4 separate regions of the Mus musculus genome follow, and all the other regions are linked to region 3. The links are chromatin loops, found by intact Hi-C in ENCODE. Cell type or tissue: heart. All regions are shown on one strand. Region 1 holds the start of Pfn1 (profilin 1). Region 2 holds the start of Eif5a (eukaryotic translation initiation factor 5A). Region 3 holds the start of Gabarap (gamma-aminobutyric acid receptor associated protein). Region 4 holds the start of Polr2a (polymerase (RNA) II (DNA directed) polypeptide A).

What was found. A loop is a pair of places that touch in the nucleus more often than their neighbours do. Peaks named below come from ENCODE experiments on the same cell type or tissue, not always from the same donor. Only the 100,000 strongest peaks of a DNase experiment are listed, where the experiment ranks them.
Region 1: it touches region 3 in a loop (2.9-fold over the local background); 5 of 42 quality-filtered maps call a loop at or near these places.
Region 2: a loop joins it to region 3, with 2.5 times the contacts of the local background. A loop is called at or near these places in 12 of 42 quality-filtered maps.
Region 4: it touches region 3 in a loop (2.8-fold over the local background); 2 of 42 quality-filtered maps call a loop at or near these places.

What each region holds. Positions count from the first base shown.
Region 1 is chr11:70,650,382-70,658,381 of GRCm38, forward strand. Rnf167 (ring finger protein 167) reads left to right here. Exons shown (of 9, transcript NM_027445.3): 8 at 383-463; 9 at 541-1,040. The coding sequence ends at 833. It overlaps Pfn1 (profilin 1), which reads right to left and starts at 4,269. Exons shown (of 3, transcript NM_011072.4): 1 at 3,968-4,269; 2 at 2,406-2,598; 3 at 1,466-1,840. The coding sequence starts at 4,099. The coding sequence ends at 1,743. Eno3 (enolase 3, beta muscle) reads left to right here and starts at 6,795. Exons shown (of 12, transcript NM_001136062.2): 1 at 6,795-6,886; 2 at 7,491-7,577; 3 at 7,784-7,879. The coding sequence starts at 7,493. In heart, no CTCF peak of the experiment used is centred here; DNase peaks (open chromatin) are centred at 3,740, 4,760, 5,540, 6,190 and 8 weaker places; H3K4me3 peaks cover 7,631 bases; H3K27ac peaks cover 6,302 bases.
Region 2 is chr11:69,917,338-69,925,337 of GRCm38, forward strand. It overlaps Eif5a (eukaryotic translation initiation factor 5A), which reads right to left and starts at 4,049. Exons shown (of 6, transcript NM_181582.4): 1 at 3,826-4,049; 2 at 1,814-1,999; 3 at 580-684; 4 at 260-391; 5 at 91-164; 6 at 1-4. The coding sequence starts at 1,978. The coding sequence ends at 102. In heart, a CTCF peak has its summit at 4,462; DNase peaks (open chromatin) are centred at 2,424, 3,324 and 4,104; H3K4me3 peaks cover 4,247 bases; H3K27ac peaks cover 3,756 bases.
Region 3 is chr11:69,990,644-69,998,643 of GRCm38, forward strand. It overlaps Gabarap (gamma-aminobutyric acid receptor associated protein), which reads left to right and starts at 727. Exons shown (of 4, transcript NM_019749.4): 1 at 727-1,159; 2 at 1,722-1,800; 3 at 1,939-2,057; 4 at 3,816-4,306. The coding sequence starts at 1,070. The coding sequence ends at 3,881. Phf23 (PHD finger protein 23) reads left to right here and starts at 5,123. Exons shown (of 5, transcript NM_030064.4): 1 at 5,123-5,410; 2 at 6,954-6,985; 3 at 7,103-7,195; 4 at 7,658-8,000. The coding sequence starts at 5,377. In heart, a CTCF peak has its summit at 4,958; DNase peaks (open chromatin) are centred at 348, 928, 5,008, 6,648 and 2 weaker places; H3K4me3 peaks cover 5,313 bases; H3K27ac peaks cover 4,392 bases.
Region 4 is chr11:69,750,858-69,758,857 of GRCm38, forward strand. Polr2a (polymerase (RNA) II (DNA directed) polypeptide A) reads right to left here and starts at 7,776. Exons shown (of 29, transcript NM_001291068.1): 1 at 7,274-7,776. The coding sequence starts at 7,366. In heart, a CTCF peak has its summit at 4,055; DNase peaks (open chromatin) are centred at 7,414 and 7,834; H3K4me3 peaks cover 3,409 bases; H3K27ac peaks cover 2,233 bases.

The DNA of each region.
Region 1 (8,000 bases), 660 kb after region 3:
AACCACAAGCAAAGGAGGTAGGGTAGAGCAGGCGCTGGAAAGCAGAGATGAACAAAGGAAACTTGACTTTGTGTGTGGGGTGTAAGAGGTGTAAGAGCCAGAAGAACTCAAAGCAAGCAGGTGAGGGGTTGGGTTATCTAGACTTGGAGCCTCCAGTACCATATAAGGCTATAGCAAACGCCTCGCCCCTCCCAGTTCTGCTTTCCCCTCCTACCCCCCCCCAACTCACTTCCCTTATCTCTGCTTGTCCCCTCTAGCCCCAAGATTTTATGTGGTGCCCTAAGTTTGCACTGGCTTGGTAGAAAACGGGGCAATAAGACTTGTACAGTGAGTTTTCTTGGGCGTGACTGCCAATAGTTGAGTGAATCCTTTCCTTTCCCAGGAGATGAATATGACGTCTGTGCCATCTGTCTGGATGAATATGAGGATGGGGACAAGCTTCGAGTACTTCCCTGTGCTCATGGTAAGGCCCACATGTGCCTGTGTCTGTGTTCCTGCCCAACCTGCAGAGACCAGCCTTTCATATAAACCACTCCACAGCTTATCACAGTCGCTGTGTGGACCCCTGGCTCACTCAGACCCGCAAGACCTGCCCCATCTGCAAACAGCCTGTACATCGGGGTCCTGGCGATGAGGAGCAGGAAGAAGAAACTCAAGAGCAAGAGGAAGGCGATGAAGGGGAGCCAAGGGACCAACCTGCTTCAGAATGGACCCCACTCCTGGGCTCTAGCCCTACTCTTCCCACCTCCTTTGGATCCCTAGCCCCTGCTCCCCTGGTCTTCCCTGGGCCCTCCACAGATCCCTCACCTCCTTCATCTGCTGCCCTGGCCTGACACCCCCATACTTGGTACCTCTGGTGACCGTCCTATTTGCACAAACTCTTTTTCCAGTCTAATAAGCTGAGGGTGAGGGATAGGGGACATTCTACCCCAGGTTCATGAACCCAGCCTCATCCTTTTGAGGGGGCTAGAAGCCATAGGGACATGGTTTTCATTTCTTGGATTAATAAAATTGGTTTTTTTTTGTGGATGAAAAAAAAAGGTTAAGATCATCTTTACACAGGTGAAATTCTGGAAAAATAATCACCTCATAGGATGAACTTGTCGGGGAGAGCCCTAGCTGCATTTGCTATGACTCAGGGAGGGGAGCCCCACCTACACAGGATGACTCAAGTGGCCCTGCCTCACCCGCAGGCTTGGACCCATTCTCTGGTCTGGATGGCTATGTTCCATTACATACTAATTCAACTGGACCTGAAAATGGAAATACCACTATAGAGGGGCCTAGGTCACATGACTAAGTACACAGAAGAATGCCTACTTAGTTTAGTCCTTGGGGCTTAGAAAAGGAAATAAGACTGGAAATAAGAGTTCATTCTGGACACAGCCAAGAAGCAGGTACCTAATTGAGGTGGGTCACTGTGCTTGTCTCCCAACTAATGCCAAGTGCAAACCAACACAGGTCCTTGTTAGTAGAATCTTTTTTTATTCAGAAAAAAAAAAAAAAAAAAAAGACCAAAAAACAAAAAATGAAACCCAAAAACAAAAATTTTCCAAACACACACAGGAGGGGGTATGGGTAGGGGGAGGTGTCTGTCCATCCAGCCCCAGCCCCCAGCCCATGTGGTTTTGGCAGCAATAAGGGAAATGGGGTAATGGCCCAAAAAATAATGGTATGTGTGTGTATGGAAAGAAGGGGGTGCAAAAGCCAAAGGGAACGGTGGGGGGAAGGGACAGATGAGGTCAGTACTGGGAACGCCGCAGGTGAGAGGCCATTTCATAACATTTCTTGTTGATCAAACCACCGTGGACACCTTCTTTGCCCATCAGCAGGACTAGCGCTGGAGGAAAGAAAAAGGAAGCTAGGACCCAGGTGTCACAATTCAACCCTGCCAGCTGTTCAGCAGCTGTCTGGCCCCGGGGGTTGTAACCTAACCTCAGCCCTCCTAACCAGCCCTCCCCCCCTTATACACAGGCAGGCTGTCAGTCATCCTAAAACAATAGAGCTTTTCAAAGAAGGAAAAAAAAAAAAGAGCTTTAAGAGTAGTAAAGAAAAAGGCAAAATTTAGAGGTCCTAAACTTCCAGGCTGTAGGTGGCTAGGAACGGCTGTGATGCGCTTCCTACCTCTCAAGTCTTTACAGAACTGGAGATTAGAGCCAAATGCTGACTTAAGATCCCAACTGCCCTAAGCAAACTAATCTCAAAAAAGCTCAAAGCAAGAAGGGACTTAAGAGGTAATATAAGTTTTAGTTTCTTTACAAGCTGGGGAGCCAGAGTCAGAACCCAAAGGACCATCCACGGTTCCCATAACCAGCAGAGTAAATACTGTTATGCAGCCTTGACACTGAGGACACATAAAGTGACTAACAAAAGGATTTCAAAGCTAGAGAATCAGTCAAACTCACTCTTGGCAGTCATGGTGACAGTGACATTGAAGGTGGGGGCTCCTCCGGTGCTCTTGGTACGAAGATCCATTGTAAATTCCCCGTCTTGCAGCAGTGAGTCCCGGATCACAGAACATTTCTGGCCCCCAAGTGTCAGCCCATTGACGAAAAAACTTGACCGGTCTTTGCCTACCAGGACACCAACCTCAGCTGGCTAAAAGAATTAATCACCTCATTAAGTTAGTGCACCTGCATAACTTGTCCTCTTATGTACTGTGGAGCTGGAGTTGAGGGTGCTTCATCCACACCACCAAAAGTTGGGGGGAAAACCCAGTACTGTGGGTATTGCAGAGACCGATCATGGTCCTAAAGTCTGGTAAATGGGTCAAGGAGGAAAAAGTATTCCTCTGAAGTCTTAGATGTTCATGCTTAATAGGGAAAGCAAATGCTGGGTACCAGAAATCGATCAATGATCGAGGGGGAGCCTTTGGATGCTCAGAACAGCCCTTCAGGAAAAGCAGAAGCAAAGAGGGGAAGGGAGGGGGTAGGAAGGGAGGAGAAGTAACTTTGTCCTTATTTGGTCAAAGGTTCTGCAGGCGTTGTTAGGAGCCCGGACGCCTGGGTCTCCGGGTAACCTGGAGTTTGGGTCCAGGTAGCTATGCCCCAAGATAAGGAAGCTGACCCCGGGGGCTCTCTAATTAAGTTCAAAAAGTTTATTAGGGCAGGAGACTAGTCTGTGTGTGAGTCTAGACATCCCAGAGAACCTTTCTCCTTCTCCCCCTTAAACCCCCAAACCCCTATATCCGGTACCCTCCCGCCCGGAAATCCCCTCCCCCCATTCGAACTTCCGCTCCCCCTCCCCACTTCCGGGCAGTGTGGTCAGGGAAGGTGGTGGTAGGGACAGCAGCAACCTTATTCCTTCACTTTTACCGTCTCAGAACTTCTCACAAAGTTCCCCTACGCCGGGCCCGGGCGGATGGCGGGAAGGGAGGGCGAGGGGACTTCCGGAATCGGCCTCCCAGGAATGTTGAGGCTAACGTGCCGACTTGGGGGGTGTGTGTGTGTGTGGCGGCCTCGCCCTCTCTAACGGAGCTGGGAGGGGCAGGGTGGCTACCGAGGTCCGGCCCGGGCCCAAGGCCACGCGCCTGGCGCTCCCATCAGCGTCAGGGGGAACAATGGTGGAGGGAGAGCGAGCATTCGGCCCGAAGGGGAGTCCAGGCTCCGGAGCCCCTTATCAATCATAATCCCGGGCTAAAACTGCAGCGCGTGCCCGCCCCGCCCTGGAGGAGGCGGAAGTGGGCCGCCGCACCGGCCGCCGCGCCCCTCCCCGCCCTGGGCCCCGGATGTAACGCCCGGTCGCAGAAAGCGGGGCGGCGGGCGAGATGGGCGCCGCCGCCGAGGGGCGTAGAGCCCGGGGAACCACAGAGGGAGCCAGTCTCACGCAGCCGCCATTCGCCCCGCCGATGGGAGAGGACCGGATCACGGCCTCCCGCTGCCCTCGCTCGCCTGCGCCCGCCCCCACCCCAGTCCCCCAGAGGGTCTAAGGCCGGTCACTGCTCGGGACCGCACGAGCCTCGCAGTACCGTAATGCTAACGAAGGTCTTCCCGGGGACGGCGGCCCAGACGGAGGGCGAGTCCTTGTAGCCTACGATGGCCGCGTCCTGACAGGTCCCGTCCGCCATAAGGCTGTCGATGTAGGCGTTCCACCCGGCCATGGCGCTGCTGCTGGGGCTGCTCTGCGGGCTGTTGCTGGGATCGCGGGCTCGGGCTCGGGCTGGCGGGCGGGGGAAGGCAGAGAGCTCGGGGCACGCGCTGCCGTCCGGAACGCGGCTCTGTTAGCTGTGCAGCAGCCCTCGCACCGCCACTTCCTGCTCCTCCCCCCCCCCTCTAGATTTTTATTTGCAAAGGGCGGCGGGGCGGGGCCTGCGCCCCATTCCCTCCCTCCATCCTCCCCCCCCCCCCGCCGGGCCAGATAGCGAACTTTTGCAAATGCAATTTTTAAAAAACCCTCCCCCCACTTTGCAAAATTTGCCGAGTTCGATGGAAAGCCACGCCAAAGGCTATATAGAGTGGTGGTGGCAGGAGAGGTTAAGGTTAGGGCTCGCTCCGATTCATCCTGAATACCACTTGGCTATAGAAGGAGGAAGCCAGAGGAAGCAGGGAAAGAAAAAGAAAAAAAAAAAAAAAAGAAAATTAGTAAGGTTGAGCAAGTTGAAGTGGGTTCGGGGAACCCAGGGTTAAACCGAATCATTCCTCCACCCCCCAACCCCCACCTCCGCGGGAGGGAAGGAACGGCGGGCGGCGGCGCGTGCGCCCGCGCCTGCGCCGGGGCAGTGAGAAGCCAGCGCGTGGGGCGGTTGGGGCTAGCGGCTTGGCTGCGTGAGCGCGCGCCTGGCGGGACACATTTGGACCATCCGAGGAGGGAAGACGCGTCCCCAGCAGTCGGGACGGGCAGACGCCCCGGGTTGGGCCCTGCTGCCTTCTCCACATTTATCTAAACGATAAGGGAGCAAAAGTGAAATCGATATAATACTCTAGTCATTTTCAGTACTAAAGGTCTCTCCAACCAGGGCACCTGTCCCAACCGTCTGCCATGTACAGCGCACACGTTGGGTTCATTCGAGCGCGTCCCTAGATTCCCGAGGAATCATTCCCTTCGCTGGATCCGCTCCAGCTCAGCCTCGCCCCATGCCTGAACCCTGTCTACAGAGGTCACTGAATAGGGGCGCCACCCGGGTGACACGACGGGACTCATTTTTCAAGGCGGAAGAATACTAAAGTACCAAGGATGACAACTTTTATAAGAAGAGGAAAGTCCCCTCTACTTTGGACGCACTGGGGCTTTCTTCTTTTCCAGAAAAACTTTTGCTAAGTATTTATGTGCGGTCAGCTCACTCGCCGCCGAGCAGGTCTAGGGGCGAATGGCAGGCCACTGAGGCTGGAGGGAGTAAAGGAGTCACCCGGGACCCTGGCCTCCGAGGGGCTCGGCCGCTTCCGGTCCCTCGGAGGAGGGGCGCCAGGGTGTGCAGCCTCTCCCAGTGGAAGTACTTGGTTCGCTGCCTTTTGGAGCCGGGTTGGGTTCCCTGACGTTCATCCCCAAATTCTGGCTCCCCACGCCCCCCAGCCGAGGTTCTTCGACAGCCGCGTGGCTGAGTCACGGGCGGGGCCGCGCTGGGGCACGTGGCGGCCTGCGCCCGCCATCCCTTGACCTCTGATCTGCGCGCCTCCTGCCCGGGGGTGGAAAAATCCCGCAGGGAGCGGCAGGAGATAAGAGAGGAGGGGCGGGACAGGGACGCCACGACAGGTGGGGACCCTAGGGTGGAGGCAAGGAGGGCGACCCCGTGGGGAGGGCCGACGGGGAGGAGCGCTCGAGAGCCGGCCGCCGCGTGAGTCACCAGCTCCAGCGCCGGCGAGTGAAAAGATGAGGCGCCCTGGGAAACCAGCCGGCCCGCCAGGCTCCCACAAAACGCGGAGCAGACCCCACACTAGCCCTAGACCCCTAGACCTGCTAAGGCGGAGAGAGTTACCGAGTGCAGAGATTCACTTCCTGCGGTGCTGCAAATGGATGGACAGAGTGGCCACAGGCGTCCAAGAGCTTACAAAGGGTCATCCCCTTTTCACGTCCATTCATGGTTTTGTTTTGTTTTTTCCATTCGTGATATAACACCATTCTTTGATAGGCAAGGATTGAGCGCTGAAGCGCCCACAGTCGGTGGGGAAAAGGGCTCCTGACCACTTAGGCTTCACGCAGGAACATAAATGCTGTCCCAGCAGTATCTTTCGGGCGCCAGGCCAGCGCTCAGTGCTGGTCTATATTCGTCTCCTGGCCTCTCATCGCTCATCACTGGCCAAGAGAGGATAGGGTGGAGTGGTGCCGGAATGGCTGTTCTGAGGACCCTGAGAGGTGAAAGCGCAGGCCTTCTTTGGTCGAGGGGTGTCGACTTTAGACCACAGAGCTTGCTCAGCATCACTGATGCCTTCCCCCAACTGTGTGGCCTGCACCGCCTGCCTCCGAGTGAGTGGAGCACGTGTCAGTCTTGCAGCCCCCTTCCTAGGCCCCCTCCTCAGCCTGCAGGGCTCAGGTTACCCCTGGCCTTTCTAAAAGGGCACTGGTTCCTCTTTAACCTTTGCAAGAGTGGAATGTAAGTTTGAGGGGAAAGACCCTCCCATCAGAAACCTCTCTCCAGCTTTCCCAAAGAGTGAACCTCAAAGTAGAGACTTTTATTGGGGGACAGAAAGAGAATGCATAGGGACAGTCAGTAGCTTTTGAGAAGGGGGTACACGCCCCAGGGCCCCAGGTCAGGAGCTTTTGCTTCGGGCTGCAGTGGGCACTTGGCTGCCTGCCTGTGGAGGGGAGGAGGATGGAATGAGAGAGGCGGGGCTGGCTGGGGGACAGGGTGGCTTGGAGATAAATGCCCAGTCTGAGAGGGGGTGAACTGACACTGTCCCAGCTGCTACCTAGAGGAGACACTCCACTCAAAGTTCCAAGGAAGGCTTTCCAGGTTTGGTAAAAGGTTACATGGTGTGCAGGAGTGGGGTGGTGCTGGCTTGGAAAAAGTGAGGAGAATTTGGGCTTTTTTTTCTTCCTAGGACTGAGGGTACTTGAGAGAGGTCTGGTTGGAGGAAGCAGAATTAAAATACTGAGGGTTACTGACAGATACAGGAAAGAAGGCTCTGAAGAATGGGAAAGTAGATAAAATACAGTTGAGCCAGGCAGAGAGCCTGGGGTCTAGGAGGACTTGGGAATGGGACAATGGGAACCAGATAGGTTTGAGGGGGAGGAAGATGTAGCAAGCAGAGTACTTAATCATAAAGTGCAAGAAGGTGTAAGCTCCGTGAGGTGTTCAGGGAGTGGTGTCATCTTGGGAGTTATAAAGTTATGAACCCTCGATTCTCTTGATTGGAAGGGTGGAACAAGAGCTGTTCTGAGTGGGGGGGAAGGGACCAGTCTGCCTTCCTCTTTGGTCTGTGACCTTTTTATGGGGTATTTTTAGCTCCAGCACCTGCCTTCTTCGGGTGGAGAAGACTCTTAAAAGGGCAAGGGATTTCTAGTTCCTTAAGGGATCAACTGTCCACTCTTGCTCACTCACATCTCCTGTGGTGCAGCCATGGCCATGCAAAAAATCTTCGCCCGGGAAATCCTGGACTCCAGGGGCAACCCCACGGTGGAGGTGGACCTGCACACAGCCAAGGGTAACACAGGCTTGTTTTGCCTCAGAAAACCCTCAACCTCGTCCTGTCCTTCATCAGAGATTCCCTCCCCTCCCCCCTTCTCTTCCTGGCTCCAAGGCTGGGGGAAGCAGGGGTTTCTCTGTATTTACTCCTATTCTTGGGTCCAGGGGAGGTGACCCCAGGCCTTTGTGGGTGGACTCCTTCTGATCTGCAGTTCCTCCCCCCAGGTCGATTCCGAGCAGCTGTGCCCAGTGGAGCTTCCACGGGTATCTATGAAGCACTGGAACTCCGAGATGGAGACAAAGCACGATACCTGGGGAAAGGTGAGCCAAGACTAACCCAGCACGGAAGGAGCCCGTGTGGGCTGACTCAGGACAGGGATAGGGGACTGGAACTCAAAGCCAAGGGCCTAACCCGCTTAGAAATCTGAACCCCATTCTCTGG
Region 2 (8,000 bases), 73 kb before region 3:
CACCCTGGGCAAGAGAAAGAAATCATGTTTAAGATATAGGATGTAACTTCAACAGTAAGTGTGGGGACAGTGGGGGGTGCGTTCTCTCACCTGGAAGCCGGTTATTTTGCCATGGCCTTGATTGCAACAGCTGCCTCCTCTGTCATGGCAGACAGCACTGTGATCTGGAAAAGCAAAATGACAGTCCAGAGATGCCTTAACTGAAAGACTTCGAATTAAGGATCAAAGCAGCATACAAAGCAAGGAGGGGGCATCGTACCAGGATCTCTTCTCCACAGTCATACTTCTGCTCAATCTCCTTGCCAAGGTCTCCTTCAGGCAGACGAAGGTCCTCTCGTACCTCCCCACTGTCCTGGAGCAGGGATAGGTACCCATCCTGGATGCCAATCAGCTGGGAGAAGTTAAAAGCAGGTACAAGTAGGTTAAGTATAAGAGAATGGACAGACCAACTACAGTGACAGCAACTTCCTTCACTCCACAGCCTTTACCAGCTCCCTCTTTCCCCACAAGGTGCAGTCAACACCGCCCCCACATACACACTCTTCTAAGCCACCAATCATCTTCATCCTAATAACATACCTGGAAGTCATTCCGTTTGATGTTGGGGACATCCATATTATGAGTTGACGGGCAGATATCTTCATATTTCTTCCCAGTAAAAATGTCAATGCCAACCAGATGGACCTGTGTACATATATCATAAAGAGAAACCCAACAAATCAATTTTTGAAGTATGAGACAAATGTCTGTGTCACTTACTGCCTGAGAGGTGAGCGTGCCATGTTATGGGTAAAGATTAAGGAATTATAAATGAACCAAGTGAGAAAGATATACTAAAGTCTTCAAGGTCTTAAAAGATCACATCTGAAGGTTAGCAAGTGAGGGAAGTCAGTCTCAGGGAACTCATTTACATCAAGTCTCAAAAACTGACTGGCAAGACCTGAGGATATCACCCAACTGCTCACAACACTTGCCCAGCAGCACAGGGCGTTGGGTCCGATGCCTAACACATAAGCCAATCATGGTGACACATGCCTGTAATCCCAGCACTAGAGAGGTAGAGGTGGAAGGAAGTTCAAGTTTGACGGTACCCTGGAGTACATGAGACCGTTTTATTTTATTGGGGAAGTATCTGGGGAAAAGTTTCTTGGACAAACGTGGACAAGTGGAATAGGCTGAGAAAATGAAGCAAAGGAATGTAAAAGATCTGAAGACGATAACCCAGGAGAAGAGCAGAGGGACTGTGCAGTCAGTATGCAAGGAAAACAGAAGAGGAGCACGCCTTATATTTAATGTCAACAAAGGATAGGAAATATAACACAAAAATTTCAACTAGTCAGAAAGTCTAAGCTAAGAGAAAGAATGCCGTCTTAAGTAAACCAAAGAACAGTGGACAGTCAGCAGAAGGTAGAGGACATTGAGATTTATCACAACCCCAAAGGGGAAGCCAGAATTTGAAGGAGCAGCAGCAGTGATTAGAGAATGCAGACTGGAGCACCCCAAGAATGCTGCCTTGGGAGGAGGGGTCCTTGACTGGAGAAATCCTGGACAAGGAGCCCAAGGTCAAGAATAAGAAACTGAATATACAAACCAAAAGAAAACTAGCACAAAGAGGGAGGAAAAAAACATAGCATGACAGGTACCCTACAGAAGAAACTGGGAACAGTTTAGTTTTAAATTGGAGCAAAAAACTGGGTGCTGAACAAAAGGAAAACAGCAAAAGGGGTCAAGACTAGAGCCAACAGTTCACTGCCCAGAGTCCTAGGGGTGTGGGAGCTGCAGGGAAGGCAAGATGTTGAGAGGTGATTCTAACCTTGGCATGGCCATGCTTGCCAGTCTTCGAAGTAGACATCTCGACGATCTTACATGGCCGGCCTTTGAGCACCACAAAACCATTCTTACGTAATGCTGAGCACTGCATTGGGAAGGTGGCTGAGGCCCCTGCATCTCCTGTCTCGAAGTCCAAATCATCTGCCATTTTAAGAGGCTTCGATTCCAACTAAAGCCAAGAAGAGAACTAGGGTCAGTAACGATGGAGGTTAAATGAGATCGCTGATCTATCCCATTCCTCCCTAAAACACTGATCCACTTCCCCTTCATTCATTACCCACCTAAATAAAGTTGCATTTCCTGCTTTGAAACTGGAGTCAAACATATTGAAGAGCTTGAGTATTGGGGGTAAAACAGCTGGGGATCCCCTGGGCCCCCACAATGACATCTAAAGTTGTGGCTAGGGAAAGGAAGCCTCCTGGGAGTTGGGATGCCAAATCCCAGAGATGAGGAAAGGGCTACTTCCCGGGAGCGAGTAGGACTCAGGTGTTACTCGCCACTGAAACCAACCACCCCCTCTTCCCCACACTCTGCCAGGACTATAATTAGGTGAGCAGCAATGAGCCAGCTGAAGGGCGGGGCTAATGGAGGGGTGGAGACGGAGGACAAGGCCCCACCCAGTTGTTACACCACCCCCCCACCCTGTCCACACACAAGCCAGTCATTGGTACAGGAAACCACAAGGCCTCTTTGGGGGATTCCCGCCTCCAACGTGCACTTGCAGATGCAGTCAAGGGAGAGAAAGTAGTTTCCTAAAGGATCCCACTGCCAAACATTTCGATCTCAGTTCCCGAAGGGAACTCAGCCTTTTGTCGATGGCCCTCCCACTTTTCCCAGGATGCACCAGTCCTGTCGGCTTTTCAGGCCCAGCCTGTACAGTCAGTAGAAAGTGAGGGGTGGTGAATGACAATAAAATGAAAGCAAAAGATTCGTAGTAGTAATAGAAATCGTACTAGGCTGGCAGAGTAAAGGACTTTAAAACACAGTAACTCCCAAACAAAACACGACAGGGAAGGCACTGGCATGGTGAAGATCGAAGATCACCGCAGGGGAACTAGAAGCTCACTACTTTCAGGCGCTGTCGGCATGGGCCGAGAAAGAGTTGGGCATCAGTCCAATCGCCCTCAGTTTCCCCACTTTTCCCGGTTTCCCCAGCAAAGCAGTACCACTTACATCTGGCTGGACGTCTCACTTCATATGAAGACTGAGGGATGAGCTCCAGAGGCCCATGAGGCTGGGGAACACTAACATATGCCTGCAACGGGCCCTGCGGGATGAGTGAGACCCAAGGGTAGGGTCTCTCCCGCACGCCAAAATCCAAGGCTCCGGAGAAACCCAAAAAAGACCAGAGCTCCTTGCGCTGAGGGTTGCCGGCTCGCGCCCACCATGTGGTCGCCCGGGGCTTCCGGTGGCCCGGGCCAGGGGGGAGGGGTCCCCGTGCAGCCATGCGGCCCCGGTCAACGTTCGGCCGCATGGCCTCGGACCCCGAGGGCAGCCTCCAATGGGGAACACTTCCGGTGCTACGGCTGCCCCTGCCCCAAAGCTGCGCCAGGCCAGGACCATGCCGCCTCCCCTCCCCCCGCCGGCCGCCAACCCCCTCCACATGCCCTCACCTAACAGCCCCCTCCCCCACCTCACGTGGCCGCGCAGCGCCGGTCCTCAACCGCACAGGAGCCTTTGCCCTGTCTGGGCCGATCTGGCCCCGGGCCCTCGCCCCGGCGTGGCCGCCTGGCGGCCTCTCCCGCGTGGCGGCCTCGCGGCTCGCCGTCCCCCGCCCTGCGTCGCTCCAACGTCACCCGGCCGGCCCCAACCGTCACCCCTCGCGCCAACCGGGCCCTGCACCCGCCTCTCCGCACCTCGCGCCGCTCCCTCACCGAACCCGTGCGGCGACAGCCGCCGCTCCCTTCTGCCCCCCTCCCCGACCCCCGCGTAGTTCCGTCTCTCGTTCGTAGCTCAAACCGAGGTTACGCGCAGGCGCGCCCTGCCCGCTCTCACCTCGCGCGAACGCACTGACTTGACCTGGTCCGCTCGCCGCGAGCCCAACTGCTGCCTCCGAACCCGCTACTGTGCTGCCGCCGCCGCCGCCGCCGCCTCTAGCGCCGCCGCCGCTGCTGCACACGGGTCTTAGTACGCAGGCGCCGACTCCCCACTGACCAACCAAGCAGCCCTATGACAGCCGCGCAAGCGTGCTAGGTAGCTCCACCACCTTCCACCCCCGCACTGCGCAAGCGCATGGACCCTCCCCGATCTCCACCCTCTCTCCCACCTACCCATCGGATGACGCACACACGTGACCCCGCCCCTTTCCAGTCCGTAGTGCTTCCAACCAGTCGGCAATGCGCAGGCGCACCGGGTTTTTTTTTTTTTTTTTTAAATCCCTTCAACCTCTTCTTCCCTCCCCTTGAGCGACAGCTCGCTCTACCGGGCAACCCTTGCGGCTGCGCAATACAGAACCCTGCACTCCACACCCTCCGAAGGAAACGCCTGGGTCTCAACGCATGCGTGTTAGGAATCCTAAACGCCCCTTCCACCTCAGACGTCGTCCCTACGCGGGGTGTTGAAAAGACCACGCCACTGTGCTGCTTGCGGCGTCAAGAACGCATGCGTCTGAGCAGGCGCCACACCTCGGCTTTAACTGGAATTGAACAACTCACAAACACGTTTCTGAGAACCTTTCTAGTTAGGTGTGTGGCTCTTCTCCGAATCGCTGTCCCAGCTCTGCACGTGCTCAAGAGACTGCTTTCCGTGGGAGACTCTGCTCTCACGCTAGTGTGGTCGGATTACAACCATCCCGGCTTCGGTACTTTACACAACTTGTGCGCTATAGTTTCAGTATCCAGAGCTATCCGATACAAGCCACCATCTTGTCTAAACCCTGGTTAGTGTTGATTCCTAAGGTTCGCATAGAAGCTTTTCCTTTCTAAATCCTAAATAAAGAGAACTACATAGCGTTTCCGATTGTTTTCCCAGGTCGGCTTGAGGTTTCTAAAAGGAAATGTCTAATGTTTCTTCCAAAATCAAACTCCCTATGAGAAGAGTGGCTCTGGACCAGGCGACACAGACTTTATTGCCAGATCGCTAGGAGGCTGAGACTTGTTATAAAGCCAGCACATAAAGTTGGTCTTGAAATTTATGATGCCTGTAATCTCTGAGTTTGAGAAACTGGAGCAGGAGAATAGAAAAAAACAAAACAGTGCAATATTAAATTACTTTGACGTTATCTAAAGATGAGCGATCAGGATTCCTACTCCTTAGATAATGCAGGCGTGGTGGAGCACTCCCTTAATCCTGTAAGAGCCAGGTGGGTTCAAGGCCAGTCTGGTCTGTACAGTGTGAATTCTTGACTCAAAAGCAAAACAAAAAAATCTGGTCTAGGAATCTAAACCTTTTTGGTGGTAGTGGTGGTTTTGTTGTTGTTTTTCAAGACAGGGTTTCTCTGTGTAGCTCTGGCTGTCCTGGAACTCACTCAGTCGACCAGACTGGCCTTAAGATCCACCTGCCTCTGCCTCTCGTGTTGGGATGTAAGGCATGCACTGCCACCTATAGTTTTGAGAAATCACTTCAAATTACTGTACTTTTAATTTCTTTACCACTAAGTAAGGATATTAAATGATATCTTAATCTCCAACTTACTGGAACGCTTGCAAGCACTTAATTGGAATTATTACGTGTTTGTGTAGCACAGTAGAACTATCCACCCTATATCTTTCAGTCACTTTTCCTGAATTTTCTGTCGTTTTCTGTGGAATGCCAGCACTGAGAAAGCTGAGATCAGCAGATCAGTAGTTCAAGGCTATGGTAGCCTACATAATCCAATCCTAGCCAGGCACAGGGCCTGCCACCCTCCCTCCCTGTAATTGCAGCACCTAAGGACCCAGAGGCAGAGGAAGGAGGATGGGAAGTTTATGGTCATTCTCTGGGTGTGGTAATACATGCCAGTAATCCTATCTCCTGGCTAAACAGGAAGATTGCCAGCCTGTGCTACATAGTAAAACCCTATTTTAAAATTCTGTCCCAGTACTGAAAAAGATATGAACTTCTGGACACATGTGACAACTGTAAAAGCCAAATGGTGCAAAGCTTGGGGCTAGGGCTATTCAGAGACAATTAGTAGAACTGTAAATGTCACAAACACGATACACAAAAAATATATTAGTGGTTGCCTAATGCAAAGGATTTAGGGAATGGACCATAAGGGAGGGGGAAAGTGGGATGAATCTTTTGGCAGATTATAAAAAAAAAATCCTAGACTTATCAGTCACACACCTCTTCAGGTACTAAAGCACAGCTTTGGCCTGTACTTGCTCGTTTATTTGATGGTACCAGGCAGTTGAATCTAGGGCCAGTGAGTGTTCAGCAAGGATCAAGCTGTGCCTACGTCCCTTACCTGTTTGTTTGTTTGTTTGTTTGTTTGTTTAGCATAATGAAAATAGATTTGGTAATGAAAAGAAAGAACCCCTGAGGTCGGAGGGATAAGACATGAGCTCACTATAGAGCTCTGGCTGTCCTGGAACTCATATAGACCAGGCTGGCTTCAAACTCACAGGAATTCTCCTGCATCTGCCTCCAAGTACTGAGATTGAAGTTATTCACCAACACACTGGGGTCTCCTCTCTCTTTCTTTCAAGAAAGGGTACTGTGTATTCTATGCTGGCCTTAACCTTGTGTCTGAGTGCTGGTGTGTATAGGTGTGAAAATGAACCCAGGTCATCACCCTGCGTGGCGCGTGCTTTACTCCTTCAGCGCACATAGTTTTTTAAATTATGTTTTCATTTTATTTTATTTTTGGTTTTCTGAGACAAGGTTTCTCTCTGTAGCCTTGGCTGTCCTAGAACTCAAACCTTCAGAGGCCAGAGGCCCCAGAGCTGAAGTTAAAGATAACCACAAGCTATCTGACATGGATATTAGGAACTTAAACTCAGTCCTCTGGAAGAGCAGCAAGTACTCTTTAAGTACTGAACCATCTCTCTAGACCTGATTTTTTTTTTTTAAATCTTTGTGTGTGTGATGTGTGTGTACTGGTATGTGTGTGAGTGTGCACATTCATGCACCACGTGTGGAGCTCAGAAGACAATTTCAGCTTAGAGTCTCTGTCTTCCACCCCATTTGAAACTGGGCCACTTTGTTGTATACTGATACATATGGCCTGCTAGCTAGCCCCCCAAGATTCTGGGTTCTTCTGTCTACACCTCCCATCTCAAGTAGGAGCACTTGTATTCAACTCACCGGTTCCCTGTGGGCTCTGGAGACTCGAAGCCGGGTCATCACCCTGTGTGGCGCGTGCTTTACTCCTTCAGCTCACTTAGTTTTTTAAAATATGTTTTCATTTTTGGTTTTCTGAGACAGGGTTTCTCTCTGTAGCCTTGGCTGTTCTAGAACTCAATCTGTAGACTAGGCTGGCCTTGAACTCACAGAGATCTGCCTGCCTCTGCCTTTAAGTGCTAAGACTGTTATACCACTAATATCTGGCTAAAAAATAAATGTTAAAAAACAAACAACAAAGCTGGTGTGGTGGCACACACCTTTAACTCCTACACTCCGGACTCTGGACACAAGGAGTTAGAGTTAGACAGATCTCTGTGAATTCAAGGTCAGCCTGGTCTGTATTAACAGCTCTAGGTTAGTCAGGGTTAACTCTATAGTAAAACTCAGGCAAAAAAGAATTACTAAAAGAGCTGGTCAGTGGTGGCACACGCCTTTAATCCCAGCACTCCGGAGACAGAGGCAGGCGGATTTCTGCGTTTGAGACCAGCCTGGTCTACAAGGTGAGTCCCAGAACAGCCAGGGCTACGCAGAGAAACCCTGTCTTGAAAACAAACAAACAAACAAACAAAAAGAAAGAAAAAGATATCCCAGAAGAAACTGAAGAAACAAAAACTCATGACAGGAATAAATTCAGCAGAAAATAAATGCAGATAAAGTAAGAAAGGAAGGAAGGAAGAAAAGAAAGAATGAAAGGAAGGAAGGAAAGAGAGAGAAGGAGAAAGAAAGAAAGAAAGAAAGAAAGAAAGAAAGAAAGAAAGAAAGAAAGAAAGAAAGAAAGAAAGAAACTGCATTAGCATCCAGGTCCATGAACGTAAGCTGTAATTGAGTTCCCATGATGCTCCTCAGCACACTTTTGGTTTGGATTCTTAGTATGCTTCATTCTAGAAAATAGTTACTTACAAATG
Region 3 (8,000 bases):
ACTTTGTTGACATCTGCTCTGTCCTTGAAGCAGAGGGAGAAGATGCTGTTTGGAGTTGGGGGGAAGTGGGATTTAGCACAGGGATAAAGTAGTTTATGTTCAGTGTTCGGCAGGAAAGGCCCCACTGACTGGATGGAGTCCCTGATGGACAGTGGACCAACAACTTTAAAGTAGGATATAGAAGGCTAAAGAGGGAAAACTCTAGAACCCTGGAAGGGCATACAGCTGGAGAAAGGCTGGGCTTGTCTGGGAAGTTGACGTGGACAGGCTAAGAGGGCGCTGCCTACGAGGTGTTGGCACTCCAGCAGTAACCTGGGGCGGAACCCTCTTTCCTGGCACCTCCTCTCCAGAGCCGGGACTACTTTTCGCCACCCGCCACGTGATTCTCCGCCCTTTTCTGAGGTCACATGATTTTATCTACACTCAGAAATGTGTTCCTCCGCTCTGGTGTAGTCCTTATCTTTGGGGCTTTTGCAGTTTCTCTTGGTTCACATAAGCCTGAGCCTTGAGCATTCCCTGGGTGTCTGCAAACCTCTTTCCTTTCTGTCTTATGGTGTCCATATCCACAGCTTGGGTACTACTTTGTTTTGGTGTCAACGGCCACCTTCAGCGTAGAAACACGTCTCATGAAATCCTAGACTTGTAATTGTCTGCCTTTCCCCAACGTAATTTCCGAGAACTGCAGAACTAAATCTCATGACTGCCACTGGGTACCAGTTTCGTCCTCAACTTTGTACTGTGGGAAAGGGTTTTTCAGTTCACTCGAAACAACAGCAACCTTATCTGCGATGTCATATGTGTAACCCACAAGTTGATTCCAAAGCAGTTACGCTGAAGGCGTAAGAGGACCAGGCTACGGGTTGCGCTAGCAAGCTGAGCTAGTGGCGTATGTTAGCAGGCGGGGCCGGTCCGATGGTCGGGGGCGGGGTTGATGAATAGGGAAGTGGCGCAAATTCGTGGATCGCTCCGCCAAGTCTGTTCGTCGAAGCCGCCTCCGCCGCCGCCCCCTGTCCCGGCCCCCCCCCTGGGTTCCCTCAGCCCAGCTCGGTCCAGCCCGGTTCTCGGGAGAATGAAGTTCGTGTACAAAGAGGAGCATCCGTTCGAGAAGCGCCGCTCTGAGGGCGAGAAAATCCGAAAGAAATACCCAGACCGGGTCCCGGTAAGGACAGTAGCCAGGGCCCAGGCTAGCGTCGCTGACGCTGTCGCCACAGGCTATGCTTGAGTCTGGGAAAGCTGAAGTCAGGCTCTGTCTGTCGTGGGGTTAGAACTCTGTTGTCTCTGGTACCAGAGGTCTCTCACCTGAAGTAGAGCTGGGGACTAAGATGTGGACGGGAGAGAGAGATCAGGGTATTTCTCAGAATAGAGGCCTTAGTGAGCTTGACAACCCAGAGTTTCCATGGCCATCCTCCCAACTAGCTAGATTTAATGTAGATTTTTGACCCAAACAAGTCATCCTGTATTCTCTGGTGAAAATAGTTATTGTGATGCGCCGTTCTAGGATCAGTTCTCAATATTTAGGTAAGAGTGAGGCCAGGAGCTTTGGACCTAATGCTGTGTGCACCACGTATATAAGGATAACTAGAGAAATGAGATTCCAGTAGGTTTCAGTAAAAGGGAATATTGTATGTTGAGTTCTTCATCGATATAGCAGCATATATATGTGTATGTATGTATATATATATATATATATATTCATTTTTCTCATTCTTACCTTTTATCAGGTGATAGTGGAAAAAGCCCCCAAAGCTCGGATAGGAGACCTGGACAAAAAGAAATACCTGGTGCCTTCTGATCTTACAGGTGAGGGCTTGACCTGTGGTGCACGTTTCTTTCTGTGGGTGGGCCTGCCAACTCTGTGGGAGGAGGCTTCACCTGGCAGCTGTTCTCTGGAGGCGCCTACGACCTCTGTGACTTGCTTGCATCTCCTGTTTTTGGCAGTTGGTCAATTCTACTTCTTGATCCGGAAGCGAATTCATCTCCGTGCTGAAGATGCCTTGTTTTTCTTTGTCAACAATGTCATTCCACCCACCAGTGCCACGATGGGTCAGCTGTACCAGGTACAGTACCTTGGAAGGAACGGTAGTGTTTGGAGAGGAAAGTAAAGGCCAGCGGTCGCTGCTGGCTAACTTTAAAATGTCAGTACAGCCCTGCCGTGGGATCTTACTAGCGCTGAGAATAGGGAGGAGTATGAACTGGTGGAGTTGTTCTGACTGGGACTTACTACCTAAGTGAGTCTCTCCAAGAGTCCCAGATGTCAAAGAATAGATTGCGTTTGAGGAGTGGTGGTTGTTGTTGTTACTTTCTGTTCGTTTTCTTTAGGAGACAGGGCTTCTCTGTATAATCCTGGCTGTCCTGGAATCCCCTCTGTAGACCAGGTTGGCCTCTAAACTCCCAGAGACCCACTTGTTTCTGCCTCCCTAGGGCTGGGCTTAACAAAAGGTGTGCGCCACCACTGCCCTAAACTTGACACACAGACCAGGCTGACCTCAGACTCAGAGAGCTTCCTGCTTATGCCTCTTGAGTGCTGGTGTTAGAGTTGTTATAAGTCCTCATCCTGAATGGTGACACATACCTTTGATCCTTTAAATCCAAAGCACAGCTGTTTCTGCACACAGTTTTAATCCGATCATCCAGGAGTCAGAGGCTGGTGGGTCTCTTTTGAGTTTGAGTCTATCCTGATTAGTCAGAGATACTTAGTAGTGAGACCCTGTCTCAAAAAAAAAAATAATAAATAAATAAATAAAAATAAAAATAAAACAATCAAAAATAAAAATCCCCAAATTAAAAACCCTCAAAACCACTGAACGTGGGGCATGATCATGCACAGCTTCAGTCCCAGCACTGTGGAAGCAGAGGAAGGTAGAGGCCGAGGCAGCAGTATCAAGTTGGAAGTTGTTGACTACATAGTATAGTGAGTTTGAGGTCAGCCTCTTTTTTTTTTGTTTGTTTTTTGTTTTTTTGAGACAGGGTTTCTTTGTATAGCCCTGGCTGTCCTAGAACTCACTTTGTAGACCAGGCTGGCCTTGAACTCAGAAATCCGTCTGCCTCTGCCTCCCGAGTGCTGGGATTAAAGGCGTGTGCCACCACACCGGGCAGTGAGGTCAGCCTTTTTCTTTCTTTCTTTCTTTCTTTCTTTCTTTCTTTCTTTCTTTCTTTCTTTCTTTCTTTCTTTTTTTTTTTTTTTTTTTCAGAGACAGGGTTTCTCTGTAAAGCCCTGGCTGTCCTGGAACTCACTTTGTAGACCAGGCTGGCCTCGAACTCAGAAATCCACCTGCCTCTGCCTCCCAAGTGCTGGGATTAAAGGCTTGCGCTTCCAAGCCCAGCTTGTTTTTGTTTTTGTTTTTGTTTGTTTTGTTTTGTTTTGTTTTGTTTTGTTTTTTGAGACATAGTCTTTCTGTGTAGCCCTGGCTGTTCTGGAGCTCACTCTGTAGACCAGGCTGGTTTCTAACTCACAGAGTTCTGCCTGCCTCTGCCTCCAGAGCATTGGGATTGAAGGTGTGCACCACTACCACCCAGTCCAAGTCAGCCTTTCCTATAGGAGAGAGATAAAATAGGAATGATTGCTTTTCTTTTATTCCTTCTGTACTAGGGACCACGTTTAGTGCCTACTGTTGCTTACAGATGATCTGTATCTTCAAATCTATTTTGAGTCCGGTTCTTAAGTTGCCTTGGTAGCCTTTACCTTTCGGCCCTTTCCTGCATCTGAAATTACCAGGCAATGCTTAAAGTGGTTCTTGAGGAATTGAGGTATTGGTGGTGAATGGTTGAGTAACGAGTTCCCTTAACCTCCCCCCCCCCTTTTGCATTTACTTCAGGAACACCATGAAGAAGACTTCTTTCTATACATTGCCTACAGTGATGAAAGCGTCTATGGTCTGTGAAGCTGCTGTACCTGAGGTGGGGGGTTCCATTCTACGAAGAGAGGTGGCGCTCCTTCCTTGACATCCAGTTCCTCCTTCAGGCTCAAACACCACCTCCTTTCTTCAGGACCTGCACTTAATGTTTGAGGCTGTCTCTCCAGTCCCTCTCAGCAGGAGGGGTAATGGTAGATACAGCCTCCATACATCTCTTTCTCCCCTTGTTTACCCTCCATTCCCACTCTGATTTAGACTTCTTGATTGTCGATCTCTGTCACATCCGATGATTGTTTTGGTTTCTATTCCCTTTCTAACTGCCCATCGGGCTCAGAACCCCAATAATCCCTTCCTTTCACTATCTTCTTTTTGGGGGGTAGGTGGAAGGGATTGACATTGGATGGGGGAGGTAGGAGGCACATCAATAAAAAGGAAACCACCGAGCTGAATTGAATTTGCCCTGTGTCATTCCACCTCCTGGTTTTTTGTTTCAAGTATCGTGAACTTCAGTAGTGGGAAAGGGGAAGGATTGAGGTATAGATCAGTGAAATAGAAACGCGTTGTTGATGTTGGTAATTTCCTGTTTTTTAGTGAGTGGAATAATGTGAACATTATCTCATGAAAGTTCCATTTTATTTATGTGTGTATTGGGGTGTGATGTAAACAGAGAGGTGGTGGTTGCTAGTGTGGGGAGGTATGGAGAAAGTTTGAAAGTACCATTTTTAAGTAAGAATATCCAGATGTTACTTTACATTAAAGAAGATATGTTCATGTTTGGGAGGTGGTAAAAGGACTGTCTATTACTGCTGCCACTGGCAGAGGTTGTGCCAGGGTATGGGAGTCTGTAAAGTAGAATTTGAGAGAGGGCAAATACTAGAAGGTGCCATTATTACTAGGAGAACTTCATCTCCCAGCATCCATTTCTTCTTTTGGCCGGAAGTGGGGCGGTACCCTGAGGGGGTAAAAAGAAGGTACAAAGTGAGGCAGTATGGTGGCCGAGAGTTATAATCCCTTCTTCGTCTACTTTCTTGGTCCCGCCCAGCCTACACTTCCCGGGAGTCAATGTGCACTCTTCCGCTCTTCTTCCCGCTCCCCGTTGCGTATCTCCCCGCCACTCCCCTGGTGGTGGGGGGAAGTTGTTTATTGCGCCTGCGCCAATCCGTGGCTTCCTGGGAACTGAAGTTCCGGAGGATCTTGCATACCCCTTTCCGCTGCCCCTGCACAGACTACAAATCCCTTGGTGCACTGCGCGATAGTGCCGGCGGGGAGGGGCAGAAGGGAGGGAGGAGAGAGGAGGAGGAGGAGGAGGGAGCAGGCGGCCGGCGGTGCGGGGGGAGGGGGCCCGGTCCGGGAGTGCGGGAGGCAGTGGTGGAGGGAGGTGGCGGTAGCGGAGTGGAGTCTCAACCGCGCCAAGCGGACACTTCGGTGGAGCGAGGCGGTAGAAACACGGAGCACTCAAGGCAGCACCGGGAATCCCGGCTTCGAGGAGGGGGTCGCCGGACCGGGTGGAGGGGAGGGGGCGATGCTGGAAGCCATGGCGGAGCCCAGTCCCGAAGGTAAGCACTCCATAGGCACAGAGGACAGGGAGCGGGGTGAGGATTCAATGGGCAAAGTTGGAGGTCGAGCCCCGGCACCCAACGGAGGAGTGCGGGAAAGGGGGTCGGGGCCCTGGCTCTTGAGGTGGAAGGGCGATGAGTTGAGATAGCTTGGAGAAAGAGGAGCGGGAGACTGGGTCGGGATAGTTAGACATCAGGTACAGCGTGGAGAGTGGCGGTGCGGGGTCTGAGCGCCCGAGACCCAGCTTCGGGAACTAAGGGCTGAAAAGGCCTCGGACTGCTTGGAGCTCTGAGACAGAGAGGCTGGGGGAAGCTGCTTGCCCTCCGTAGAGTTGAGGGAGCACGAAGAGGATTGAGTGAGGGGCCCGGTAGTTGGCCGAGGTGGGGGAGTTGGTGGCGGTGGCGCTTGAGCACCTCGTAGTTGCCGCCAGAGCTAGCTTGGTGATTGTTAGAGGGGTGGGCAGGTAGTTGTGGAGTGGGGAGAGGGTCTGGGTATTGTCTCCGGTAGAGAGCCCGATACCGAGGGGCAGCTGTGGGGCCGGAGAACTGGGAAGCGAGGCGAGCCCGGTACTTGTAGGGGCGGCGGGGCGAGGTGTGTGTGTGTGGGGGTTAAGACCGGCAACTTGCGCGGGTGGGGGGTTGGTCGGCCGGGGCAAGAGCTTCCGAGTTGTGGAGTGTGTATTGGGGGTAGCGGCGTCGTCAGGGGGCCTTCTGTGGAGCGGCTGGAGGGTGACCGGGGGCTAGAGTTTATGGGTCCGTAGCCTAAGGGACTCGCTGAGTCCGGGGGCGGGAGGGGGGCGGCCGGAGAAGCTCGGAACTGGGCCCGGGGGCCCGGCGGGGAGCCCGAAGAGCTCGAGACGGGGAGGGAGGGGCTAAAGCCCCGGATGGGGGCGGAGGGACAGCGAAATTGTGGGGAGCGCGGCCGCGGGGTGGGGTGGGGGTCTGGCTCCGGGCTGCAGCTCTTCGCCCGTCCCGGACGCGAAGTAGCGTTGGGGAGTGTGAGCCTGTGTGTGTTTGGGGTGGGGGTGAGGGGCGCGCCCGGCCTCGTGTTCGAGTCGAAGGGGCCCGGAGGGCGGGGAGCAGTTCAGCGTGGTCATCCTGGACCCTGGGGGCGGGCAGGCGGCTTGTGCGGTCTCGGAGGGCCCAGGGCAGTGGAGCGCGGCCGGCTGGGAACTCTGGGCTCCGGGCGCGTGTGAAGGACGGGGGCGGGCGGTGGCCTGGTCTCGCCCCGGGAGCGGTATGGCGGGGTGGGGCGCCAAGAGAGCCGAGTTGACTGGAGAGGCTGGGAGGGGGCGGGGCGCCGGGCCTCGGGGTGGGGGAAGGGGAGCGCTATAGCGAGGCCGGGGAGGGCGCCGCGCCCAGGCTCCGCCCCTTGGGGCGGAAGGGGGAGCAGGGGCGGGTCCGGCACAGCTGGGGGCTGTGGCTGGCTGGGCTAGGCGACCTCACGGTGGATGGGATTAGGTCGGGAACTCCGAGGTTTAGAGGTAGGATTTTACACGGACTCTTTTCTAGTGCCTTGACTCAGCTTTTATTGATTTCACAGATCCGCCTCCGACTCTTAAACCAGAGACTCAGGTGAGCTGTCCCATACCAGAACACTGAGTGACAATTTAGGGGGCTGTGTTTTGGGGAAGGGCTCCTTTAACATTCGTGCCTGGCTTCCATACGATCGTGTTTTGTCTTTCCATTTAGCCACCGGAGAAAAGGCGGAGAACCATTGAGGATTTTAACAAATTCTGCAGTTTTGTCTTGGCCTATGCTGGTTACATCCCCCCTAGCAAAGAGGTAAGGAACAGAAAAGTAGCTGAGGTGAGGCAGAGTGAATTACTTTATAGGAAGAGCCTACTGTAATATGCAAGACTAAGAAAACCGGAAGCCCTTAGGGCTATGGTGGGAGAGCTGGTTTGGAGGGATGGAATAACGGCAATGAACGGCAGAAACAAAAATTTGGAGTGTTGCTCAAGACTTTTTAATGGTTTTGAGTGGCTGTTAACAGAAAAGTGTTTCCAGGTAAGCTGTAGGGAGATGAGTGTCCTAGCAAACGAGATACTGAAAACAGTGCTGGAAGTAACAGCTGTGGCTTCTGTGTTCTAAAGGTCCCCTGAGGACTGTGAGGAAGGTAGGTTATAGAGTACACATCAGATTTGGGGTAGGGATACGTCTAGTTCCTGGTTTTTATGCTGGACATGTGGCAGGGCTGAGCTGTCACTAGACTCCGGCTGACCCTAGTCTCTTCCTCCTTTTAAGGAAAGCGATTGGCCAGCCTCTGGCTCTAGCTCTCCATTGCGAGGTGAGAGTGCAGCAGACAGTGATGGCTGGGACTCGGCCCCGTCGGACCTTCGAACTATCCAGACTTTTGTTAAGAAAGCAAAGTCATCAAAGAGAAGGGCAGTTCAATCAGGTCCTACCCAGCCAGGACCCCCAAGGTCCACTTTTTCTCGTCTGCAGGCTCCTGACAGTGCTACTCTGCTTGAGAAGATGAAGCTCAAGGACTCTCTTTTTGATCTGGATGGGCCCAAAGTGGCATCTCCACTCTCTCCCACATCATTGACGCATACTTCCCGGCCCCCCGCTGCTCTCGCCCCAGTGC
Region 4 (8,000 bases), 240 kb before region 3:
ATAAATAAATAAATCTTTAAAAAAAAAAAAGTACACTAAAAAATTCCACCTCTCTCTGCTCAGTCAATACTCACTGAGCCTCATCTAATTGATTAATTCTATTTCCAAGCATCCTGAGACTAGTCCAGAGGCTCTCCTTGTAGCAGGCATAAATGCATAAATGGAAGGACCACTCTACTAAAGATTTAACAAATGTTAGTTTGGGATTATTCACTACTTTAACCAAACACTGGTTCTTACTGAATACAGGACATTCTTTTTTTAAAATATTATTTATTTTTATTTATATGAATACACTATAGCTATCTTCAAACACACACACACCAGAAGAGTTCATCATATCCCATTATAGATGGTTGCAAGCCACCATGTGGTTGCTGGGAATTCAATTCAGGACCTCTGGGAGAGCAATCAGTGCTCTTAACTGCTGAGCCACCTCTCTAGCCCCCCTACAGGACATTCTTGGTGTGTGTGTGTGTGTGTGTGTGTGTGTGTGTGTATGTGTGAAGCTGGCTGTTCTTTTGTGTTACCCCAGGTCACAGGAAAATACACAAATAACAATAAAAAAACTAAACAGCCTGCTCTACAAAGCTCACTAATTCTTCACTCTCTTTCATCTGCCTATATCAAACCACATGAGGTCCTTATATCCTTGACCTTCAACAACTCACTTTACAGCTTTATTTGCTACATTCTCTTACCTTATATACTTCTACTACAGCAAGTTACCTCACAATTCCTCTAGTCTTACCACCCTGTTATACACGGACTGAGTAAACTCATTCCTTTGTAAGAGTCAGCTCAGATGTCCTTTCCAATTTCTCTTTTTATTTTTATTTCTTTTTAGCTTTGAGGGAATACTGTCCACCACGGAAGCAAAGGCACAGTGGCAAGAGTGTGAAAGTAGCTGGTCACTCAGTGTCTGCAGTCAGGAAGAAGTGCCAGATGCAGAAGTCTTATCTCACTCTATTAGCCTTATCTCTAGTCTCTAGTCTTACCCATACTAGGAAGGTTCTGCTAAGCACAACTTTAACTTTGCTTATATATGTTACTCCCACTTGACTATAATCCTTGAGGCACAGAACATGACACGTGTACACGTACACACACACACACACACACACACACTCAGTGGCTAGTCTACACACCAGCAAATGGTTAAATATACTGGCAGACTGTAGGAAACCAGACCCTTATTAGATTGTAATTAATTTTAAGACAAAGAAAATCTCATTCATTAGTGTAACTACCCACTTCAAAGAGTACATGAATGACTGAGGATACAGTTTGGTAGTACAGTGTGTATTTAGCATGTGTGAGGGTTTAATGCCAGGTTTCCCCTGGCCCCAGACAGACACACACCACAATACTAACTTTCCTAGCTCCCCACCCCAACTCAAATCATTTCCTATAACAGCATTTTTTTCTTTGGTTTTTTTTTTGAAACATGGTTTCTCTTTATAGCCCTGGCTGTCCTGGAACTCACTCTGTAGACCAGGCTGCCCTCAAACTCAGAAATCTGCCTACTTCTGCCTCCCAAGTGCTGAGATTAAAGGCGTGTGCCACCACTGCCCGGCGATTTTTTTTTTCTTTTTCTTTTTAAAGAGTCTCATTGTGTAGCCCTCAATGTTTAGGAACTAGCAGTATATAGATCAGAACAGCCTTGAACTTACAAGCACTGTCAACCAGTCTGACAGACTTTTTTTTTTTTTTTTTTAAATGTATTTTCATGTGTTTGAGTGTTCTACTTGCATGTATACTGCATGTGTGCCTGGTACCAAAGAAGGCCAGAAAAGGGCACTGGACTCCCTGGAACCAGAGTTAGGGTGTTGTAAACTGCCATGTAGGTGCTAGGAGTTAAGCCAAAGTCCAATAGCCAGTGCTCTTAACCACTGAGCCATCTCTTTAGCCCCATGGCAACATATATTCTTTTTTAAATTTAATTTTATATTATGAGTATGCATGTCCTGTGTGTCTATGAGTGCAGGTGCCCTTGGAGTCAGAGGCATCAGATCCCCTTCATGTGAGTGTGAGTCACTCATGTGGGTTCTGAGAATAAGCTCAGGCCCTCTCCAAGGCCAGTAAATTAACCACTGAGCCATCTCTCTAGTCCTAGCAGCAGACATTTTACCAATTCAAAGAGCCCTCTGTAATTCAATTTCTACCCCAAAACTTTAAGAATACCTCACAGAAAGCCCCTTATTACCCATCTTCCTACCCAAACTAAAACCATGTAATTCCCTTAAAAACAGGCTCTCACACTGAACTCGGAGCCCACCAATGTGGCTATCCTAACAAGCCAGCAAGCCCCAGAGCTCCTCCTTTCCTCACTGCTGGGATTATGGGAGCACACCTCTACACCTGATTTCTTACATGGCTATTAGGAACTGAAACTCAGGTCTTATGCTTGCACAGCTCCCCAGCCCTAAGTGCTGTATCTTTTAAAAAGGGGTAAAAGGCAGGCATAAGGGCCCATGCTTGTTATCCTAGCACCAGGCAGAAAGAGCTCAAGTTTGAGGCAAGCCTGGGTTATGTAACGTGTTCTAGATTAGCCAGAACTATATAGTGAGACCAAGTCTCAAAAAAATCCACCTCATTTTGCATATTGTTAAGTAACTTTTTCTCTTATCTGTTCACAATACCTTCAAAAAAGATTCATTAAGCAAGAAAACCCAAACTTAAAAATATTTATGTCTTAGCAACCAGTAGCCATTTGAAAAAAAAAACAAAAAAACAACAACAAAAAGCAAAAACAAACACATGAGCTGAAGAATATTTTAATTTGTTAAAATAAAGCCAGGTATGGTGACATGTACCTGTCACCCAGGAGGAGGTTTTAGGGTGCGAGGCCAGCCTGAGCCTACAATGGACATCTTGTTTAAATAAACAATGAAATAATAAAATTTCTTACTTAAAACTGTTAAATGCTGTCTGACCTCTCAATCCTTAGCTAACAGCACCCCATTTCATGCTCCAAATCTACTAGTCCTTAGCAATTGCTAAAATTGCAGCTTTGTGATCCAGGCACAGTAGCATTTGCCTATAACCCCAGAACTCAGATCTAAACACTGTCTCAAAAGACAAAAAAGCTAGAGAGCTGACTCAGTGCTTAAGAACATATCACAGGGGCTGGTGAGATGGCTCAGCGGGTAAGAGCACTGACTGCTCTTCCAGAGGTCCTGAGTTCAAATCCCAGAAACCACATGGTGGCTCACAACTACCTATAATGAAATCTGACACCCTCTTCTGGTGTGTCTGAAGACAGCTATAGTGTACTTATGTATAATAATAAATAAATATTAAAAAAAAAAAAAAGAACATATCACAGAGCTGGGTGTGATGGCAAACTCCTTTAAGCTCAGCAGGTACATCTCTGAATCTCTTCGTGAAAGGCCAGCCTGCTCTACAAAGCAAGTTCCACAGTAGCCAGGGCCATACAGAGAACCCTTATCTCAACAAAACAAAACAACAAAAAAACCAAACTACCACCCCCCCCAACCAAACAAGGACAAAACACCCACATATTGTTCTTGCAGATAATTGGAGGGGAGTTTTCAGCAACTGTGTCAGGTCTCCAACACCTCTTCAGACTCCCCCACATACATATGCCATGCACATATGCACACAAAAACACACATCAAATTTTTTTTATTTTTTAATTTTTTGTAAACAACCTGAATACAGCTCCAGGGGATAAGATCCCCTGATCTCAAAAAGACAAAAAACAGTCGGGCGGGGTGGCGCACGCCTTTAATCCCAGCACTTGGGAGGCAGAGGCAGGTGGATTTCTGAGTTCGAGGCCAGCCTGGTCTATAAAGTGAGTTCCAGGACAGCCAGGGCTACACAGAGAAACTCTGTCTCGAAAAAAACCAAAACCAAAACCAAAACAAAACAAAAAATCCCCTGATCTCTAAGAGCACCTCCACCCTTTTCCACACATATCAAAAAACAAAAACAAAACAAAAACCCTACAAAAAAAAGCAAGCCAAACCAAACAAAAAACAATTCAGCTTCTCAAACATATGATGTCATTCAATGGGATCCAGCGCCATCTAATGTTGGAACTGAACCATGTGCAACTAGTAGAGTACAGAGCACCTATACTTCTAGAGTACAGAATACCCTGTGCCCCTGTGATTTTGCTACAGTGCTTTCAAATGTGACAGCAGTTTGGGAACATTGGATCTAGACTATAGGGCAGTTTTGTTCTATTCTAAAGATAGGACCTACGGTATTCAAAAAGGGTTCCTATTAGTAAATATTTAGGTGACTTTCAATTGTCATTTTCAAACAATCTTAAAACGTATTTACCCAAATCATTTTAATTACATGCAAATCAGCACCAGGATCTACTTGGAATGCTAACAGAAAGTTAAGAAAATTAATCCTCCAACAGTGGCAGGCTATTGAAGTAAAACAAAGGGTAGGGGGTTACAGAACGAAGGATGCTATTTAAATGGTCAGAGTAGACATCTAAATACAGAACACACTGACATGAAGAGCAGGCAATAAGGTCTGGGCAGTGTTATTCTAAGCAGCAGAGACTGATTAAATAGCCCCTGAAGCAAGAATAAACTTGCAGTGTTAAAAGCTAAGCAGGTCAGAGTTGCAAAAGGAAACCAAGAAGGGCTAGAGAAATGGCAGAGTGGTTAAAAGCACTTGTTGCTCTTGCAGAGGACCTAGGTTTTATTCCCATCACCCACATGGTGGCTCACTACCTTCAAGAATTCCAGTTTAAGGGGACCCAATGCCCTCTTCTGACTCTCAGGCACCAGGGACACATGTGGTGTACATACATGCATGCTGGCAAAACATTAATAATACTCATAAAATAAATTAATCTAAAAATATTTTTTTAATTTACCAGGAGACTGGTAATAAGATGGAGAGGCAAGCAGGGGCAGAATTTCAAGGAGTCTGGATCCTCCTGAGAGGATGCCATGAAGGGAAGGACCATGATGAAAACATCTCTACAACTACTGGAAGACTGAGGCAGGGCTACTCAGAACAGAGGTCAGTGGGTAGGTACCATCGTAAAGGTAAAGGCTGGCCTGGCCAGGTGGTGGTGGCAGCACTTGGGATGCAGGTCTCTGTGAGGTTGAGGCTAGCCTGGTCTACAGAGCAAGTTCCAGAACTATACAAAGAAACCCTGTCTCAATTTAAAAATTAAATAAATTCTTGGTTTGATGCTGGGTCAAGAGATACATATATTAAAGACTGAATGATCTCCAAAAAGCTAACCAACTTATTCTTCTATCAATAATGCATGAGGTCACTCATCTTCTCATTATTTTTGCTACCAGATTAAGAAACTCTTTTTAACTTGTTATTAGGAAACCTTTAAAAAAATAAAAGATTTATTTTATGAGTACACTGCTGTTGTCTTCAGACACACCAGAAAGGGGCATCAATTTCTATTACAGATGGTTGTGAGCTACCATGTGTGTGTACTCAGGACCTCTGGAAGAGCAGTTAGTGCTCTTAACCACTGAGCCATCTCTCCAGCCCCACCCCACCCCCTTTTATTTTTAATTTGTTAAAGGAAAAAAAAGTCTAACCACGCCAGGTGAGATGGGCTTATGCTCTCAGCACTCAGAAAGGTAAGGCAGAAGAATCACCATTTGCAGGGCAGCCTGAACTGAACAGCAAGATTCTGCTTCAAAATACCAAGAGCTTCAAATACATGTAGCCAAGTGGTCAAGAGCACTTGCCTAGCATGCACAAGGCTGACTTTCAGTCCCAGCAAAATTCAGCCTGGGCTATGAGCTCCAGGATAGCCAGTGCTACATACAGAGACCCTGCTTCAAAAGCAAAACAGAACAAAACCCTGAAAAATCAAACCCTGTCCATCACAGTACAAATTTGTTTCCCAATATACTTATTTTAGTTCTGTTCTAGAGCCTCTGATAAAAGTGGCCCATGTCTGCCTTACTCTTTTAGTACAATGCTTAGCTTACTGTAGGATCATCAGAAAATTTACCTTTATTTATTAATGTAAGGTTTGTCCTCTGGTATCAGCTCCCCTAAAATCCTGTTCTTTCTTAATGTTTTATTACTTTAATTATCTGGAATTTATTTTGTGTCGGTCTGTGAGGTCTTGGATGTCCAGAAACCTGATGTAGGGCTTTGTTTTTTTTTTTTTAAGATTTATTTATTATATGTAAGTACACTGTAGCTGACTTCAGACACTCCAGAAAAGGGCATCAGATCTCATTACAGATGGTTGTGAGCCACCATATGGTTGCTGGGATTTGAACTCATGACTTTCGGAAGAGCAGTCAGTTCTCTTACCTGCTGAGCCATCTTACCAGCCCTGATGTAGGTTTTTCTGTTTTTTCTTTTGAGTTCTGCTATAGTTGAGCCCTTACCCCAACAGGACTGCCTCAGTCTAGAATCAGCTGTTTAATTCCACTCTCTATTCCTCTCAGGAGGAAGAAGTCCAAGTCTCCAAAAGCTATCCCTTGTCTATCCTCACCCACTTCACATCAGCTCTTTACGGAGCTTCTGTACATGCGTGTGTGTATAAGTTACTACTGTCACCTTTATAATTACCCAGTGGTTTCCTACTGAAAACAGAAATTTGGACTCTCTAGAGCGTAATTTACAATATCCCGTGCTTCTTCAGTGCACTCTCCGCACCCACTAACCCTGCCTGCCCCAACACTGGCTTTTCAGTCTCTAGAATACAAGTTTATTTCCCTCTCAGTCCCATGACACTTGTTTCCTCCACCTAAAAAAATAGCTCTGATGACTGATATTACTTGGGAATGTCACCATCCCTGGCAAGTATGTCTTCCAAACCCTGACACCATTCAATTTCAGTGACTTCTTACAGCATTTCCTCATTTTGCTTTAATCTAGGTACTTATTTTTGCTCATTTCTTTTTGTTCTTAAGCTCTCTTCTCTGTTTTTCCCATAGTGTTTTAGAAGGTAGAGTTTCTGTTATATTTATTGTGCAGCTGTGTTCCTAGTGTCTGATTACTGTCACATAGCAGGATGCTCAATATTGGTGAAAGAACTAAAACTGGGGATCCACTTCCTGTACAACTTTCAACCCTGTCTCGTTGAACCGCAGCAATGCTCAAGTATGGAAACATCTTTCTTCTCTGTCCAGTCAAGCACTCATCTCAGGCATAGCATTTCGCTTGTTTAAGTCCTGGCATAATTTAACTTTTGAAGGCTGGACCCCCGCACAACATCAGCATCACTGACCCATCTTCCCAGAGGATCATCAGCCAAAGGCATAGCAGAGAGACGGGCGGACTATCTTACCAATTCATCCGGACTCAGGACTCCGAACTGCACTCTCTTGATGGTGCGCAGCGGGCATGCGCTGTCCCCGGAGGGGGGGCCACCCCCGTGCATGGCGAGGCAGGCGCGCTGCGCAGGCGCAAACCTCGCTACAAAAAGCCTGCGCCACCGCCGCCTAAGTGCTCAGAACCCGTCCGGGCGGCCACCAGGAAAGACCTCCCGGGATAGGGAGGGAAAGGCTGGAGGAGGGAAAGGTGGGGGAGGGGGGAAGGGGGGGGGAAGGCAGAGGAACGAAAAGGGCTGAAAGAAAGCCTTTTCTCCCTTTCCGGAGATTCGTCGGCTCCCAAAAAGGAAACAAAAGAAGGGAGGAGAGGAGGAGGTTTTGGGAGGGAGGAAGAAGAAAAGGGGTAACGAATAAATAAGTAACCGGGATCCTGAACGGCAGAGGTTACGGCAGTTTGTCTCTCCCCCTTCCGGGAGCCACCTTCTTCTCCAACCGTCCCGGTCGCGCTCTCGGCGCTTCTGAGGAGAGAACTGGCTGAGTGACGCCCTTTATAGATTCGCCCTTGTGTCCCGCCCCTTCCTTTCCCGCCCTCCCTTGCGCTACGGGGCCGCCCGCACCGGCCTACACGGAGCGCGCGCGGCGGAGTTGTTGACGCTAGGGCTCCGGCTCCCTGGTTGGGTGTTCTTTCTGACGCGACAGGAGGAGGAGAATGTTCCTGGTCCTGTCGTCCTCCTTTCGGGTTTC